2 separate regions of the Homo sapiens genome follow, and region 2 is linked to region 1. Evidence: read pairs that join two places in POLR2A ChIA-PET (ENCODE). Cell type or tissue: MCF 10A. All regions are shown on one strand. Links, peaks and the distances in the headings refer to the core of each region. The heading gives the core; the rest is flanking DNA. Region 1 overlaps ARHGAP26 (Rho GTPase activating protein 26). Region 2 overlaps ARHGAP26 (Rho GTPase activating protein 26).

The links. Peaks named below come from ENCODE experiments on the same cell type or tissue, not always from the same donor. Only the 100,000 strongest peaks of a DNase experiment are listed, where the experiment ranks them.
Region 2: POLR2A ChIA-PET joins it to region 1 with 18 read pairs; 3 of 35 experiments call an interaction of 5 or more read pairs at or near these places.

Annotation. Positions count from the first base shown.
Region 1 is chr5:143,138,028-143,146,362 of GRCh38, reverse strand. The region is part of intron 19 of ARHGAP26 (Rho GTPase activating protein 26); the gene reads right to left. Among named protein-coding and RNA genes, the nearest start is that of ARHGAP26-IT1, 50 kb to the left of the region's middle. In MCF 10A, for the core only: no CTCF peak of the experiment used is centred there; DNase peaks (open chromatin) are centred at 3,132, 3,542 and 5,302.
Region 2 is chr5:143,082,751-143,091,085 of GRCh38, reverse strand. All of the region lies in intron 17 of ARHGAP26 (Rho GTPase activating protein 26), which reads right to left. Among named protein-coding and RNA genes, the nearest start is that of ARHGAP26-IT1, 110 kb to the left of the region's middle. RefSeq lists an enhancer at 405-996. In MCF 10A, for the core only: no CTCF peak of the experiment used is centred there; a DNase peak (open chromatin) is centred at 3,785.

The sequences.
Region 1 (8,335 bases), core at 67-8,066:
GTGGGATCATAGGCAGGAATGTATCTTGTAAACTTCAGAACACTGCTCAAAGAACAGAACTTTATGTTCTTCCCATCTTTAAAAACTTGGAATCATAAATGGAAAACACAAATTTTGGAGATAATTTAGCTAAATGGTACCAGCATCCACCATTACTGTAGCAAAATATTATAGATGTGGAATGTGATTCTTGTCCCCTATTTATTACAGATATACCATATTAAAATCAACTGATATTTCTGAAAATTAATTCACTTAAACATCATATCTAGGCTAATCCTGGACCTTTTTGCAGCGAGTCAGGGGTATGTTACAATATATCCCTCAGAGTACAGTCTAGAGTCACTGGTATGATAATTTAAAGGCCAATATTTGAACTCAGGTCTCTTTAGGCAATTAAGAGGGTGATGTGTCATAAAAATACTTTTCCCTTTGCACGAGTCATGTATGTAAAAATAAAGTATGCTTACAAAGTGATTCTAGAGTAAGCCTCACGTTAAATACATACACATTCACCCCAATACCCCTGATATCTTAGCAAATCCTTAATGCCCTAGATAAAGCCCCACAGGAGAGAGAAAAACCCTGTGAGGCTAGCTCCTGACTACTGTACTCAAAGTAGATTTGGAAAAAGTAGATTGAATTGATGCCTGAGATTTAAAACTGTTCATATTTTAAGAGCTTCGTTTTTGAACAGAAACGACAACAAAGAGAAACCAAAAGAGTTACACTGAGCCAAGATGTAGGAGGACTAACAGGGCCTGTAAATGGGAACTTCCTACCAGAAAGAAAAACAACGCTAAGATTACATAATAAGGGGATCATTGAGAGATTGGATGTGCCATTTATCAGTATGAATCAGTATCAGTAAAATTTTCCTTTTCACAAGACACGCATACAAAGATGCCCGAAAGACCATGAGGAACTGGAGGCTACCATATAAAGAGAGAGAGTGAGGACGGTTCCCTGGGCTTCAACTGGAGACATTTACTGCTTCACAGGACAGGAAGAAAAACAGTTGTATTAACTTTAGTTTGAGAAGCTTAAAGGGCTAAGTTTGCATGGCATAATTCTCAGAATTCTTAGGGAACAGAAGAGCATAACTATTGCTCACATTTCTCCTGTGATTATATTTACTTTTCCAGGAGAGGATTATCATTCTACAAACTAAAAACAATATCTTGCTAAAAGTATATTCGTCTTTCTAAAATGTTACCAGGAGATTATTTTTCTCCCTTACTATCCATTAGTAAAGGAGGGTATAAAAATGTATCATAAGGCTTCATAGTTTTACAGCCAAGAGGGCCAAATATGCATCTTGAAAGGCTGACTCTTTATTGGTATCCCTTGCTGGGCCATATGACAAGAAAACCCAGAAACCTGGCATTCCCTGACTATAAAACGACTACAGTTTTGTAGAAGAAAGGTCTCATCATCTGTAGACAACACATAATGAGACTGAGAACATCTAGGTAGAAGATCAAAGCCAAAAGGCTGACAATCTTTACTGACGGTAAGTAGGCAGGTGAGGATTATTCCAGGGAAAGAGTAGAGAATAAGACCAACAGCCAATCAAATGTTTTAGTGGTTATAGCAAACTATACCAAGACAAATTTTACAGCATTTGGAGTCAATTAGGAAATAAGGAGAAAATGAGCCAAGCATAGTGGTTCATGCCTGTAATCCCATCGCCTTCAGAGGCCAAGGTGGGAGGATCACTTGAGGCCAAGAGTTTGAGATCAACCTGGTAAACACAGTGAGACCCCCATCTCTACAAAAAAAGTTAAAAATTAGCCAGGCCTGGTGGTACACACCTGTGGTCCCATGTACTTGGGAGGCTGAGGCAGGAGAACTGCTTCAGCCTGGGAGTTCAAGGCTGTGGTGAGGTATGATGGTGCCAAAGCACTCCAGCCTAGGTGACAGAGCAAGACTCTGCCTCCTTTAAAAAATAATAATAATAATAAAGAAAAAATGATCCCGTAATGTCACTCGAAACAGGAAAGTTTTTCATCAGCTAGGCAAATGAGTACTGCTCCTGACAGAAGCGCACAAGAACAGGCAGCCTAGAAGACACTTTAAAAAATAAAAATTAAAATTAAGCAAATCCTTCAAATAACATAGCTAGACTTCCCTGAGTCACTGATGATTCAATCCAGCTCTGGTATCCTCATAGAAGGTATAAGAAGGACTGATGGCAATTATGTTGCTGAAGGAAAAAAATTATAGGCTAGTGGGCTTCAAAAGAAAAACAGCTAGTTATGAGTCAAGTCAACAAGATCACAGAGGACCATGTCAAAAAGGAAAGAATGCCCACAACTCAGGAGTATGCCTAAACTGGTTGAAGTCAGTGAGAATGCTTGCCCGCCTCAAACATGTTTGTCAACAGGAATCTGTCTTTGTATCAATCACAGAAAACAAGACCTCAGCAACAAGAACATGATAAAATAAATCCCCAAATAATGGTAAGCATGCATTGGCAGTGCTTTCACAAACATATGTTCTATAAGGAGTGACAAACTGCATGTGAACTTGGTCCTTAAGGATGCAAACTACCCGAGGGCAGGGACATGCTGTCTGGCCATACAGCATCCATTAACGTGGCAGGTGAGGTCACCATTAGCCATCCATTCCTGGTGCCTAGCCCATGGGTCACTGACACTAAGGCTCCGTGAATGGTTATAAGATAAATATTAAATATAAGGGAATAATACACAGTCAAAAATTTATGCTGCTGGAACAGAAAGGGGTAGTTTTGCGTGACTGAATTTTTCAGGTGCTTTAGACAGGGACCATAAATGTCCTTGAAACCAAAGTACTGATGACAGTGGGCAGAGTTTTTGTTTTTTGTACAAATCAGGAACGGAAAAACATGAGTATGCAACCAAATCACTGCAACTAAAAAAGGAAAGCCGCAGAATAATTTTGGTGATATTGTACTTGTTCTGGGGGTTGCCATGGAAATCTGGGAGCTAAGCGACTTCACTTTCCATATTTACCAAGTGACTCCGACCCACTCTAATGGCAACCCCATCACACAGGGGAGGCAGGAGCTCTGTTTATCACAGAACCCAGAGGCGAGGCCAGGAAAGCACTCACAGAGCCAAGCCAAATTCACACGTCTTGGCAGGCCCGAACAGGTCTGGCTCACTGAATACACAGAGCTGGAGGGTAAATACGAAACATTTGCGGGAGGTTTCCCCCCATGCATGGGACTCTGTCAGAATACAGGCTAATATCCCAACTTTCCATGGTGCCTAAGAGTAGAGGGCAAAAAGAAGAGGCAAGAGGACTGTTCTTTAACAGCATCTCAGGATGCCTCATAGAGCCAAAAGGAGGGAACAGACTCTCCACATGATCAAACAAGGAGAAAAGGGAGTTACCAGACAGAGCGAAGTTTTACAAAGACAAGGAGATTTATATTAAAAAAAATAGGAAGGCAAACACAAAATACCCAGAGGCTTTCCTGTGCTGTGGTCAGGAGAGAGGTGTACTTTCTCCTACTTGTTAAAGTTTTGCAATGAAGTCTGTAATGTATCATCTTGACAAGATGGGATGATAATAGCACAGCAGCTTAATGAATTTTGCAATAAAAAGTGATGAGTGCACAGCAATTTCTGAGTTTACCATCTCTGGGAAATACCCAAGTACATGGGAAGCTTGGAATCAGACTTTCTGAAGCAATTTTTACCCCCTGTAGCTCTTGTTCCTGATAATAGTGACATGCCAAGCCACACTAAAATCTGAGGTGGTCTCATTTCAGGCTGACCCAGCAGCCTCAGTCCCTATGATAAAAACAAACTTAAAAAGCAGTCTGCGTAATATGTTTGGGTATATAAAAACAGTTTGGACAATGTTTTTTTTTTAAAAAAATCTTAAAAAGGAGTTTGGGTGATGATAGACTCTATACATTGAGTTGAAAAGTAGGCCGGGCGCAGTGGCTCATGCTTGTAATCCCAGCACTTTGGGAGGCCGAGGCAGGTGGATCACAAGGTCAGGAGTTCGAGACTAGCAGCCTGGCCAGTATGGTGAAACCCCATCTCTACTAAAAGTACAAAATTTAGCTGGGCGTGGTGGCGGGCGCATGCAGTCCCAGCTACTCAGGAGGCTAAGGCGGGAGAATCACTTGAACCCGGGAGGCGAAGGTTGCAGTGAGCCAAGATCGTGCCACTGCACTCCACAGCCTAGGCGACAGAGCAAGACTGTCTCAAAAAAAAAAAAAAAAAAAAAAGTGAAAAGTAGAGTCAATCTGTTGTTTTGATCATAGTACATGAAAGATGATATTAAAACCTTTGACAGATTATCTTCAGCAAAACGACTTCTGATTTTGGTTCTGTGTGGACAGACTGACTCCCTGCAGCACCTGTAATAACCCTTTTCTTTGCAAAGGGAAAAAATGCCAATAAAACTGAATTTCATGAGAGAATGGGGAAGTCACTGTGGGTGGCCTGGGATTGCACTGATCCACAGGAAAGAGACGTGGAGGCACAATGAGGAAGACTGGCCCTAAAACACCATTTCAGAAACCGCAAAGGAGGAATGGGCCTCTGATGAATGTTGACTAGGGGGTTGAATGATCAGAGTTAAATGGACACTGTATTACTCACAAGACAGCCCTCTTTTCTATGTGAGACTTGCTTTTAGGAAAAGTTGGTTTCCCGTTAACTTACAGTTGACTGGGATCTGAGGGAGTCCACGTACAGACGGCTTATATTCTTGCTCATTAGAAGGAAACTACACACCTACTTTTATACCATGACTCACAGCAAAATGGGTTTGAGATAGTACATGAAAGGTGCAATTAGGGAGTTTTGTTTTTAATAACTTAAAACCAAGTGAATATATAAGAAATATGCATTTCTCTCCAATTTAGAAAGTCTAGAAAAGCATTTGCATCTGCACACAGATATCCCGTATGGGCCACGCTCCAGTTGTATTCATTTTGGTGTGTAAATGTCCAATCGATCTGCTACACAGAGGAATATATACATATACACACACACAGACATGTACTTTTTTAACGAAGCAGACTCACATCATACTTAATGGTATCTGCTTTGTTCACTTGGTGATAGTGCCAAAAGTATGCGCCTAGAATGGCTTGTTTTCATTTAATGGGTCTAGCTGGAACTTTTTTCCTGCCACCAGCTTTCCACAGCATCATTTTTTAATAGCCACATTATCAACGTGGTTTTCAGTCACGTGTAGTAATTACACATAGTTAACCCAAGAAACACATTACACACCTTCTGCAGCCCGTGTGACAACAGGAATCCATGTGAATAAACATGTCATCTGCCAAAGCAAACAGGTGTGCCCAGGGCACCCGGGATCTGCAAAGGCAACCTGAGAAAGGGCACATGCTACAGCTTTGACTGCTCAGAGAAAGGCATTACGTAAGCCTTTGAATAGTATGAATTCCCAGTCATTTTTCAACAAGGAAGACACACATGAGAAATATATAAGCTGAATTCTCAACCTCTCACTGGGCCTGTCTGGGAGAGGGTCTAGGATGAATTAACGGAACTAAAAAAATTATTCAGAGCTATAATCTCAGCAGCTAGTTAACATGATCCATGTAAAACAAGGCCCAAGAATCCACTCCTGCCCCCACCCCCACCCCCACCGACACTGTACAATGTGTCCTAGGCTGCTGATGTTTTTGCACTCAAGCCTCAGACAGGCTGTCTCAGGGGCCGGGGGGAATCTGCATTTCCCTCACATATGGGCCTCTCTTTTGGAATCTGCAGGCTCCAAAGGGAAGGATATTTCCTTAGTCAGTTGTAAGATACAACTACAGCGTGATGATAATCATCATAATTGTAGCTAACATTTATTAGGTGCTTACTATGGTCTAGGCCCAATGTCAAGTACTTTATATATACTGGCTCACTTAATCATGGCAATTACCCTCCAAGGAAGCTATTATTAGTGATAGATTTTACAGATGAGAAAATGGAGGCTCAGAAAAGGAAAGTAACGTACTCCAGGTCTCAGAGTGGTAGGTGATAGAGATGACATTAAAACATCTCAGTCTGACTGCAGAGCCTCCACTTTCAACCACCATGCCAGGGTGCTCCAAACTCCAACAGTGATTCAAAGAGATGTTCTGCTAATGACAGAAGACAAGCCACCCTGACTGTCCCCACCTTCCCAAGCCAGTACTTCTCTAAATTGAGTTAGCATCAGTATCACTAGGGTGCTTTAAAAATATAGATGCTTGAGCCCCAGCCAAGACCTCCTGACTCAGAATATCCTGGGTAGGAGACCAAGCATCTGTATTTTTAACAAGCTCCCTACAAGATTCAAATGCACACTCAAGTCTATGAACCACTGTTCCAAGAAACGCATTTCAACATCTTGGTATAAATGCTAAAAATTTGGGACAGAATAAATCCTAAGTGTCACTTTGCAAACCCTTGGAAGAAATCTATAAGGTACAAGACCTTGTTGCTGGCTCCCTTCAATCCTTCTGGCTCCCCCTTCTACAGTCGTCCAGAAAAAGCACAGCGTGTGTGTCAGTACCTTTCACCTAGATGTACCAGTACAGTCTCTGCTGGATGGTGTATCTGTGTGGAAACTTGGAGATTAAAGAGTAATCTCCTTTGCTGCCATTCATCTGGGAGCACAGTTGAAAAACCTCGTTCCATCTGTTCGAAGGTGATCGCAAATGAGCGTGAGTGGCTTGGCCGAGCATATTAAAGCTACCATTCAACACATATCGCTCTCTGTGTAGTTGGTGCTAGATTTGGAGGGGAGACTGTCACGTGGCTGCAGCCTGCCAGGACGCACATTGAGGTACCCATTCAATATGGTTCAACTGCCCCCATGTAGCCCTGGAAGCTGGAACAGATGGTTTTCATTGCTTCTGTAACTCAGGCTAGCAAGGTTTTCACTTCTGTAGCTCAAGAACTGACAAAGGTACCCTTTTGGAGATAACAAAGTATAGGGAAGGAAGACTAGAAGACTACCTGGGTACAAATCCCTTCTCTGCCATTTGCTGACAGTGTAACTGCTTAACCTCTTGACCTCAGTTTACTTGTCTGTAAAATGTGGATATAAGAACCTACCTCACAGGATTATCATCAATTGTGGGGATGACACGAGATAATGAGGTTAGTAGGCACATAAGTAGAGCTATAATTATTTTTATTTTTATTGTTATTATTAGATGAGGTTCAAATTTAGTTTGGCCTGAAAGTTCTTTACCAAATGTATCCATTTGTACTTCCACCCCAGCCCCTCAGCATTTTACCGGCAGATGCCCAGCTGAATGAAACTTTGAACTCCAGGTTCTTAAGTGGAACTGGAAACATTTTCCCTTGGAGATAAGGAAGAGTTCGCGGACTAGGTCACAACAGCTAACCCTAAAAGAATGCATCTCCTGGGGAACCATCCCACAATTTGAAAGCAAAATAACGACTGGTTAACAGTGTCACTTTGAGGTAGAATGACAGGGTTCAAATCTACGTTGTTGCCGTGTAACCCTGAGCGTACACTATTTAATGTAAATTTTATTTCCTTTCGACTGTAAAACAGGGACAGTACCTGTGTCATATAATTTTAAAGATTAGTTGGGCTGTTGTGGTGCACAATGTCCAACACAAGAAACCACCTGGTAAGTTATATAGTCATAGATATTAAACACAGACAAGAAAAAAATCAATTTCTAGGGAAAACGTCTTCCAGGTTCAGTTTGGCTAAATCACCTTTCTACAGTTCTCTCCGCAGTTCTACAGACAAGAGCTGCCCACTGCTACTCACAGAGAGACTCTCCCATCACAGACCACCGTTCCTATCTATTGGGCCAGAATGGGACCCTTCATATCATTTTGTATCTTTCTCAAAACTCTTCCTTTCAGAAAACCTTCCTTGACTGTCTACAGATAACTTTGATATCTAGCTCCTTCCTCACTAAAATATTCAGTGGTTTCCTGATGGTTTGTATTTGTTGCTACGATGCTTTCTAAATCCTGCATTTCCCCATCATTCCCTTTCCTCTTGTCCACAAAGTTTTCATCTCAGAGGCTGCTCCCATTTCACTCCTAGCCCCATTTCCATCACACATTGCCTATGATATGAGGAGCGACTTGCTGTCTTATAACTGACCTAAGTCCCTGCCCAGCACAGAGCATGAGAAACCATCAAGCTCCTCATTCTGAGAATAGACCACAGCTTTACGTTTAGGAAAAGGAAAACAAAACAAAACAAAACACAAAACCACCTAGAGAAGACTATACTAATACCCATAGATTAAAGAGAGAGAGTCGCAGGCAGGGACCTGGGCACACAACTGGTCTACTCACACTGTAGGAAAAACCCCTTCTGGCAAATAAGA
Region 2 (8,335 bases), core at 268-8,267, 55 kb after region 1:
TATTCTATTACTCTTTTTTCTTTACTCGCTCTATTGCTGACCATCTAGTTATTAACATAACCAAGTCAATTTTGCCTCAAACTATTGCATTTAATGCTTGTCTTGTTATACCCTGTGGGGACTGACCAAGTCAAAGACAGCTCTCTACTTCAGAAAAGTACCTCTGTCCCTCCTGAGTCTCCTAAGACTGGGCATTAGTGAATTGGGACCATTTAATCTGGGGAGATTTCGATAAAGACCCCAGTATCAACCAGGAGTCTTGCTCCCCAATGTAAAGCTTTTATGATGTAGTTGGTCCAATGTTCTGCGGACCACTAAAGAGCAAGAATGAATTGCCAACAGGTTTTTGCAATTTCCTAAAACCATACATTCATTTTACTAGAGGGACAGCCCTCCCCCATCAGCTAACCCAGTGTAATTCTACACAGGTTATTATCTCAAACCCTCAAGTTCTCCCCCTTTTCTAAGCCAGTTCCCTTCTTCTATGGGGGCTGAGGTTTCAGGGACAGACCCTATTAGATTATTTGAAATGCGTTTCTTTGATCCCCCGCCACCTGCACCTTCCTCTAAGCCTTCTTCCAAAACTTCTCACAAGGGAACAATTGCTCCTTCTCCATCTAATGACACGACTGAGATAGCTATCGTAGAAGTTAAAGACTTAAAACAAACTTTGGCAATTAAGACAGGATACCAAGATGCAAATGCCTGGTTGGAATGGATCAAATATTCCATTCACACGTTAAACAAAAGCAATTGTTATGCTTGTGCGCACAGCAGGCCAGAGGCCCAGACTGTCCCCTTTCCACTAGGGTGGTCCTCCAGTCAACCGGGCATGGGCTGCATGGTAGCTCTTTCCCAGGATTCTACAGCCTGGAGTAACAAGTCATGCCACGCTCTCTCTCTGCTATATCCCGAAGTCCGGCACCCTGCGGGTCAGCCCCCAAGGGCCATCCAGCTTCCGTCTCCCAACACTAAGTTCACGACAGGGAGGAAACTTAGTGTTCCTTGGAGACCTGAAAGGATGCAGTGAGCTTAAGAATTTTCAAGAGCTCATCAATCAGTCAGCCCTTGTTCATCCCCAAACGGATGTGTGGTGGTATTGTGGTGGACCTTTACTGGACACTCTGCCGAATAACTGGAGTGGCACTTATGCTTTAGTCCAATTGGCTATCCCTTTCACCCTGGCATTTCATCAACCAGAAAAAGAAAAAAATAAGACATCGTGAAGCGAGAGAAGGCCCTTATGGGTCTTTCAACTCTTACGTCTATTTAGACACAATTAGAGTCCCATGGGGAATACCAGAACAATTTCAAGCCCGAAATAAAATAGCTGCAGAATTTGAGTCAATATTTTGGTGAGTGAAAATTAATAAAAATGTAGATTGGATAAACTAGATCTATTACAACCAACAGTGATTTACTAACTACACTAGAGATGTTGTTAAAGGAATAGCTAAGCAATTAGGGGCCACTAGCCAGATGGCTTGGGAAAACAGGATAGCCTTAGACATGATAGTAGCAAAAAGAGGAAGAGTTTGTATCGTGATTAAAACTCAGTGTTGTACCTTCATCCCAAAACACCACCACCCCTGATGGAAGTATAACAAAGGCATTACAAGGTCTGACTGCTCTGTCCAATGAGTTAGCCAACAACTCAGGGGTAAATGACCCCTTTACAGCATGAATAGAAAGTAGTTCGGTAAATGGAAAAGAATAATAGCCTCAATTCTTACTTCCCTCGCAGCCATAATGGGTGTACTTATTCTTGTCGGGTGCTGTGTCACACTATGCATCCGTGGGTTGGTGCAGAGGCTCATAAAAATGGCACTTACTAAAACCTCCCTTAACTATCCTCCACCTTATCCAGAGAAGCTTCTTCTTTTGGAAAATCCAGCAAAACAACTAAGCCAAGACACGTTAAAAAGTTTAAAAAGAAAGCTGTAAGGAAATGCAAGAGGAGGGATTGTTAGATATAAGTTTTAAATTTATTTTCAAAGAATCAGTACGTCAGTATGTTCAATTATTTGCCTTCTACTTTTAAACTTAACTTCCTCGTAAAGCAACCTTTTTCAATTACCTGCTCCACCCTGACTCATTCCGATTACCTACTCCACCCTAACTCATTCCAATTACCTGCTCCACCCTGACTCATTCCCATTACCTGCTACCCCCTGACTCATTCCGATTATCTGCTCTGTCATAACCATTTTTCCCGCCAAACCACTCACCCCGTCACTCTCTTTAAATTAGCCAATCGGAATTTGTTTAGCTTGTACAGTCTAACCCTAGCCAATAGGGGAACGACACAGCGGCAGGGATCACATATGTCAGGGATAAAAACCCCTTCCCCTCCCTTGCCAAAGTGTGCGCTCACCGCTGCTCCATCTGTAAGGTCGCAGCCTTCTATAGAAGTAACTTGCCTTGCTGAGAATTATAAAGAAAATTTTATATTCGAGTGCTATTCCTTTTGCGGCACCGAAACTTTATTTACAGCATTATCATGAGTTTTTTTCAGTCTCAGATTATCTTGGGTTCTTTCTGCTTCACATGAAATTTAAATGTTATAGGAGGTCCTTACCTTGAAAATAATAAAGACATAACCACTTTTTTTTTTTAACAATTTGGTCCAAACCCCTGAGTTTTATGATCATCATGGCATCTCAGAACAATATATTTAACCATTCTGTCAACAGCCAATACAACCATCATCTACTCACCTGTATATCCTAGTACATATATAGTACAACCGTATATGTCCCACTATAACAAGTTCTGAAAACAAAAGCGTGAGCAAAGATCACAGGTGGTCACTGCACACATAGGGCTTACAGTTTAGTGTAAATGATGAACATTAATCAGAAAATGGCACAAGTAAAAGGAAATATGCAATTGTGAAGAATGCCCTATGAAGGACAGATATATAATCTCAGAAGCACATAAAATGGGGAACTTTTGACTTAACTGAAGACTAGGGAAGGATTCCGTGAGGAACAGTAGCACCAGCTTTATGTGAGACCTTTTAGAAGTGCCACATCCCAGGACCCTTCCAGCCCTAATGAAGAACCTGCATTTTAACAAGCTTCCCAGGTGATTCATGTTTGAGAAGGACTCACTCTTCTAAAGAATGGGCCAGGATAGGCCAGGCGTGGTGGCTCATGCCTGTAATCCCAGCACTTTGGGAGGCCGAGGCGGGTGTATCACCTGAGGTCAGGAGTTCGAGACCAGCCTGACCAACATGGAGAAACCCCGTCTCTACTAAAAATACAAAATTAGCCAGGCGTGGTGGCACATGCCTGTAATCCCAGCTACTCGGGAGGCTGAGGCAGAAGAATCACTTGAACCTGGGAGGCGGAGGTTGTGGACGGTGAGCCGAGATCGCACCATTGCACTCCAGCCTGGGCAACAAGAGCAAAACTCCGTCTCAAAAAAAAAAAAAAAAAAAAAAAAAAGAATGGGCCAGGGTTAATTAGATGAGGAGGAGTATTCTGGCATAGGTAACAGACAAAAGCCCTAGGGTCAGAGGAGGAGAGCATGTCTGAAGAACTCGAAGGCTACTATGGCTGCAATGGAGAGGGTATGGGGAGCACAGTGCCAGATGTTAGGGGCTGGCATATACTAAATTTGGCCATGAGTAAACAAAAGGGTTAGGAGGGACTGCAGTCTCCTGAACTCTATTAGGCATGCCTGTCTGGCACTAAACTGCTTTCCAAACAAACACAACAGTTAGATACTCATCCTTTTATAGTTGCTGAAGGGCAAATTCCTTTAATTCCAATGAAAGAACCAAGTTCTTATAGCACAAGTGGCAACAGCTCTGGCTTCCCACAGTGTGAGAAAACAGGGGAGGCTTACAACACCTTAATTTGAATGCATGTAAGGAATCATATTTAATGTCTTGATGCCTCAGCAGGTCCTCATTAGCAGAGAAGTCTGGACTCTAAAGAGGTAGTGACTACACTCTGAATTCTGCACAAATCTTAAGGCATAGTATATTTGAGGCCCCTGATAACACACATGAGTCACAATGCCAAGGACCCTGGCAAACACTTTAGTGCTTGGGAATCTTTTTGGAACATGATCTAGCAAGCTCGTAAAACTCAGCAGACTGAATTGCGGGAGCTGCACCAAATGGGCGATATCAATAAATATTTGAGACAGTGGAGGTAGGGGGTAGGCGGGGAGGATCCAAAACTTTAATGTGGCTGCAGACATTCATGGATATCTGAGTGCTGGAAGAACCAGTCATGTCCAGTGGCCCCCCTCCATATCAACTAAAGTTAGTTCTGTAGTAATAAGACCCCTGAGCGAGAGGGAAGACTCAAGATGTGGACTTAGGCTGGACAAGAAAATTTATAGCCAAAGCATCTCACCAGCAGCCTTAAGTGCTAAGAAAGACAGAAAACATCTTGACTAATACAAGGCAGACTGGCTCAATCTCCAGCTAATAAACCCTAGAGCAGTGAGCATTTCACTCTTCAGACTAGAATGTCCAAGGTGAAAGGAACCCAGGATTAGAATTTATGGCTCCTTGAAGTCATTTCTTACTTTCTCATCTATTCAGGGACCCAAACAAGTATGCTGGCAAAACTTGCTTACATGATACACTAAAAATAAAGATGGAGTCCCAAGTTTATTTCCCAATTTATGGCTCGTTGAAGCAACTTCTTACTTTCTCATCTCTTCAGGAACCCAACCAAGTGTGCTGGCAAAAGTTGCTTGTATAAGACTCTAAAAATAAAGATGGAGGCCCAAGTTTATTTCCCCCACAGTCAAAATTCTAGAAAAATGATCAACAATGGGTTTGTGTCATTTTAGTAATGCCAGAGGGGACTGGAAGTTTTCTAGTTCCTTGAATGGCTATATGCAACTTAATATAGCCATCTGGAATAATTCTTTTTCCAGATACTCTGGAGAGAAAAACATTCTTCCAACATTTTTCTTATCATCATATCTGATGACAAGATCTGATCAACTCCTGTTCTTTTACAGGTGATAGAAGCCACCATTAGCAGATACCATAAGGAACCCTGAAAGGCCAGCTCTGACAGTCAAAGACTAGGATAAAAACAAGGGTTTTGCCTTGTTTCTTTGTGAAAAAAATTATTAATGGGAAATCTATCAGCCTTAGGAAGTCAAACCTTTCCTTGCATAATAGGGAAAATGTAGCTAAAACTATTTAAATATTATAAGAAACCATTTTTTAAAAAGTAAGACAATCTGAGCAACCAAGATGGTTTCCAATGAGTTTGAAATTCAGGACATTCTTTCGGTTAAGGAGGTTTGTTTCCTTCCTCGTACCCACAGCCACTTCAGGGCTGGGAATCCTCAGCTAACTTTTGGCACTCACTCAAATCCAACCAGATGGATAAACACTTGGTTTAACTGAACCAATGCTGTGGAGCGCTCTGCATCTGCTGCCGCTATCCTCAAAGTCTGGGACAGGGACAGCATGAATAGAGTCAGCTCTGACTTTCAGTGTTGCCTGCCTAGTTATAAAACTCAGACTAATTATCTGGCTTAAAAATTCATCATCATATGCAGTTACATTATTGCCTCTGTCGCGTTCTCCTAAGCTAATCTGTACCTTGACCTTTTCCTCTCTGTACTCCTGTGACACTGCTTGCCTTCACACATGCCATTAACTGGAACTCTCTTCCCTCTTGTCCCCCTCTTTTTTCTCAACTAATTTCTCAATTTCTTTACATTACCCACCTCCCCTATCCCCAAATTAGAGACCCTATGCTCTGCCTCTGTTTTTCATCACATATGTATATGAGACTAACTGGTGAATGTCTCCCCTACTATCTGCCACCAGAGGATGTTCTATGAAGCACCTACTGCAGGCCAGGCCGAGTGGGACAAATGATGTGATAGACACTGGGGCCTATCATCAAGAAGCTTGTCCTCTAACAGAGAGGAAGAAAAACAAGCGAATCAAGAGTTTCCGGGGCCGGGACCACAATTCGCACAACGCATGGGGTGAGGGAGAGGAAACTCTACCCGTGCAGAAAGCGTTTCTTTTTTTTTTTTTTTTTTTTTTTGAGATGGAGTCTTGCTCTGTTGCCCAGGCTGGAGTGCAGTGGCGCGATCTCGGCTCACTGTAACCTCCGTCTCCCTGGTTCAAGCAATTTTCCTGCCTCAGCATCCTGAGTAGCTGGGATTACAGGCACGCGCCACCACGCCCAGCTAATTTTTGTATTTTTAGTAGAGACGGAGTTTCACCACGTTGGCCAGGATGGTCTCCATCTCCTGACCACGTGATCTTTCCACCTCGGCCTCACCAAAGTGTGGGGATTATAGGCATGAGCCACCGCGCCCAGCGGAGAAAGTATTTCTAACGGAGATGTTGGCATAAGCAAAGGCAAAGAGGTGTGACTGTGTGCCCTACAAGCAGCTGGTTATTCCCAAAGCAGCGAGCCTTTGGCATGGAGTGGAGACAGGCGAGGCTGGAGAGGAAGCAGTGTCCAGATCACAAGATGTCTTTGTATGCCACGCTGGAGAGGGCAGAGTTCCCTGTAAGTAGGGCAGTAAAAAGGGCAGGGCTCCCTTTTGGTTAAAAACACGCCTCCCTCCAAATCTGTGGAAACTCAGGCCATAAACCTTCCCCTGCTCTTCTGCCAGATTTCCCATAAGCACCCCATGCATTCCGCTCAAGGGAACAAAAAGAGGGTGAGCAGCTTTTCCATGCATTCCAAATTCATTTCTATGAGCCATTGCCAATCAATCAGCACAGAGTGATGAGAATCTAGAGCTCATGGCTGGGCACAGACAGCTAAATCTGTCTGGTTCTTGTTCTCTTTTTTCTATTTTAATAGCATATAGTGAAAAACTTATTTTTTAATTTTTTAAACTAGGATTAAGTTTTAATGGCAGGGAATACTGTGACCACAGTTATGATCCCAAATCTTACTGAAAATTAATCTGTCCCCTACAGTCGGGTCATTAAGGCAGAGTCTTTTGAAGGTTGTTAAATTCCCACTCAATTATAGTTTTGACCACACTTTGAATGCATCCGGATGAGCTGGTGGCATCATATAAAAGTCAATGACGTGGACGGCGAGAGCCTGCAGATGCTTTAAAGTGGAAAGAACTAAAGAGTGTCTCCTCTTATCTTGAAGAACACTGTTTGCTCTAAAATCATGCCTTAATTTTTATGACACGTAATATAATGACTTGAAACTCAACCTTTGCAAATGAAGTATCTCAAGGTTTTCTTATTAGAGGGATAAGTCTGAGATATAAGATGGGAGAAAGATATATTGAATCGGAGTTAAGAAATAAAAAAGCAGCTGGGTGCAGTGGCTCATGCCTATAATCCCAGCATTTTGGGAGGCAGAGGTGGATGGATCACCTGAGTTCAGGAGTTTGAGACCAGCCTGGGCAACATGGTGAAACCCTATCTCTACTAAAAATGCAAAAATTAGCCGGGTGTAGTGGCAGGTGCCTGTAATCACAGCTACTTGGAAGGCTGAGGCAGGAGCATCGCTTGAACCCAGGAGGCGGAGATTGCATTGAGCCAAGATTGTGTCCCTGCACTTCAGCCTGGGCAAAAAGAGCGAAACTCTGTCTCCAAACAACAACAAAAAGAAGTAAAAAAGCTTAAACAGGAAATTCTTCTCCACTCAAAAAATATTTACTGTGCTCTTATGATGTGGTCAACAGAATGGATGCTGGAGATATTAAGAGACATAAGACTTGCTCTCTCATCTCACAAGGTATGCCTGAGTGGAGCAAAGGGGGAGAAAACGAGACAAAGATAAATTTGGCAGGAGTAAAACTGATCATTAGGCCGGTTACTGCGATGTATGCTTGAGCAGAAATACAGCCGGAATTTTAGGATCATATCTGCATGGTAAACCAGTTTCCAGAGGAAGTGATCCGTGGCCTAATAATGTAAACTAGCTCATAGCTAGGAAACAATGACACCTGTGACTAATGGGAAAAAGAAAAAGGAAGAAGACGAAGAAAAAGTCTCCAGCTCTAGCTTCCCCAAGATACATAGAGACTGCCTTCGACTGCTGTATTATACTCGGCTGAGATTCTTGGTAGCTCTAACTCATCGATATGGTCCAGCAAAATGCAAAATGTCACTCTACAGTGACAATCTTTGCTTAAAGAATATGATATTTAGCTATGAATACCAAAATAAAAATGAGCTACATCAACCTCTTCCCTTCATTTTTAAACTCAAAAACCCGTGACGTTCTGTAGAAAAGGAAAACTCTTTTAAACAGAAGCCATGGGAAAACATCAGTTAGGCTTTTGTGATTTGAAAATGAATAATCTTATTTTATGAAATTCAAAGAGAAATAAAATACTTTAGAAGGAGAGGTAT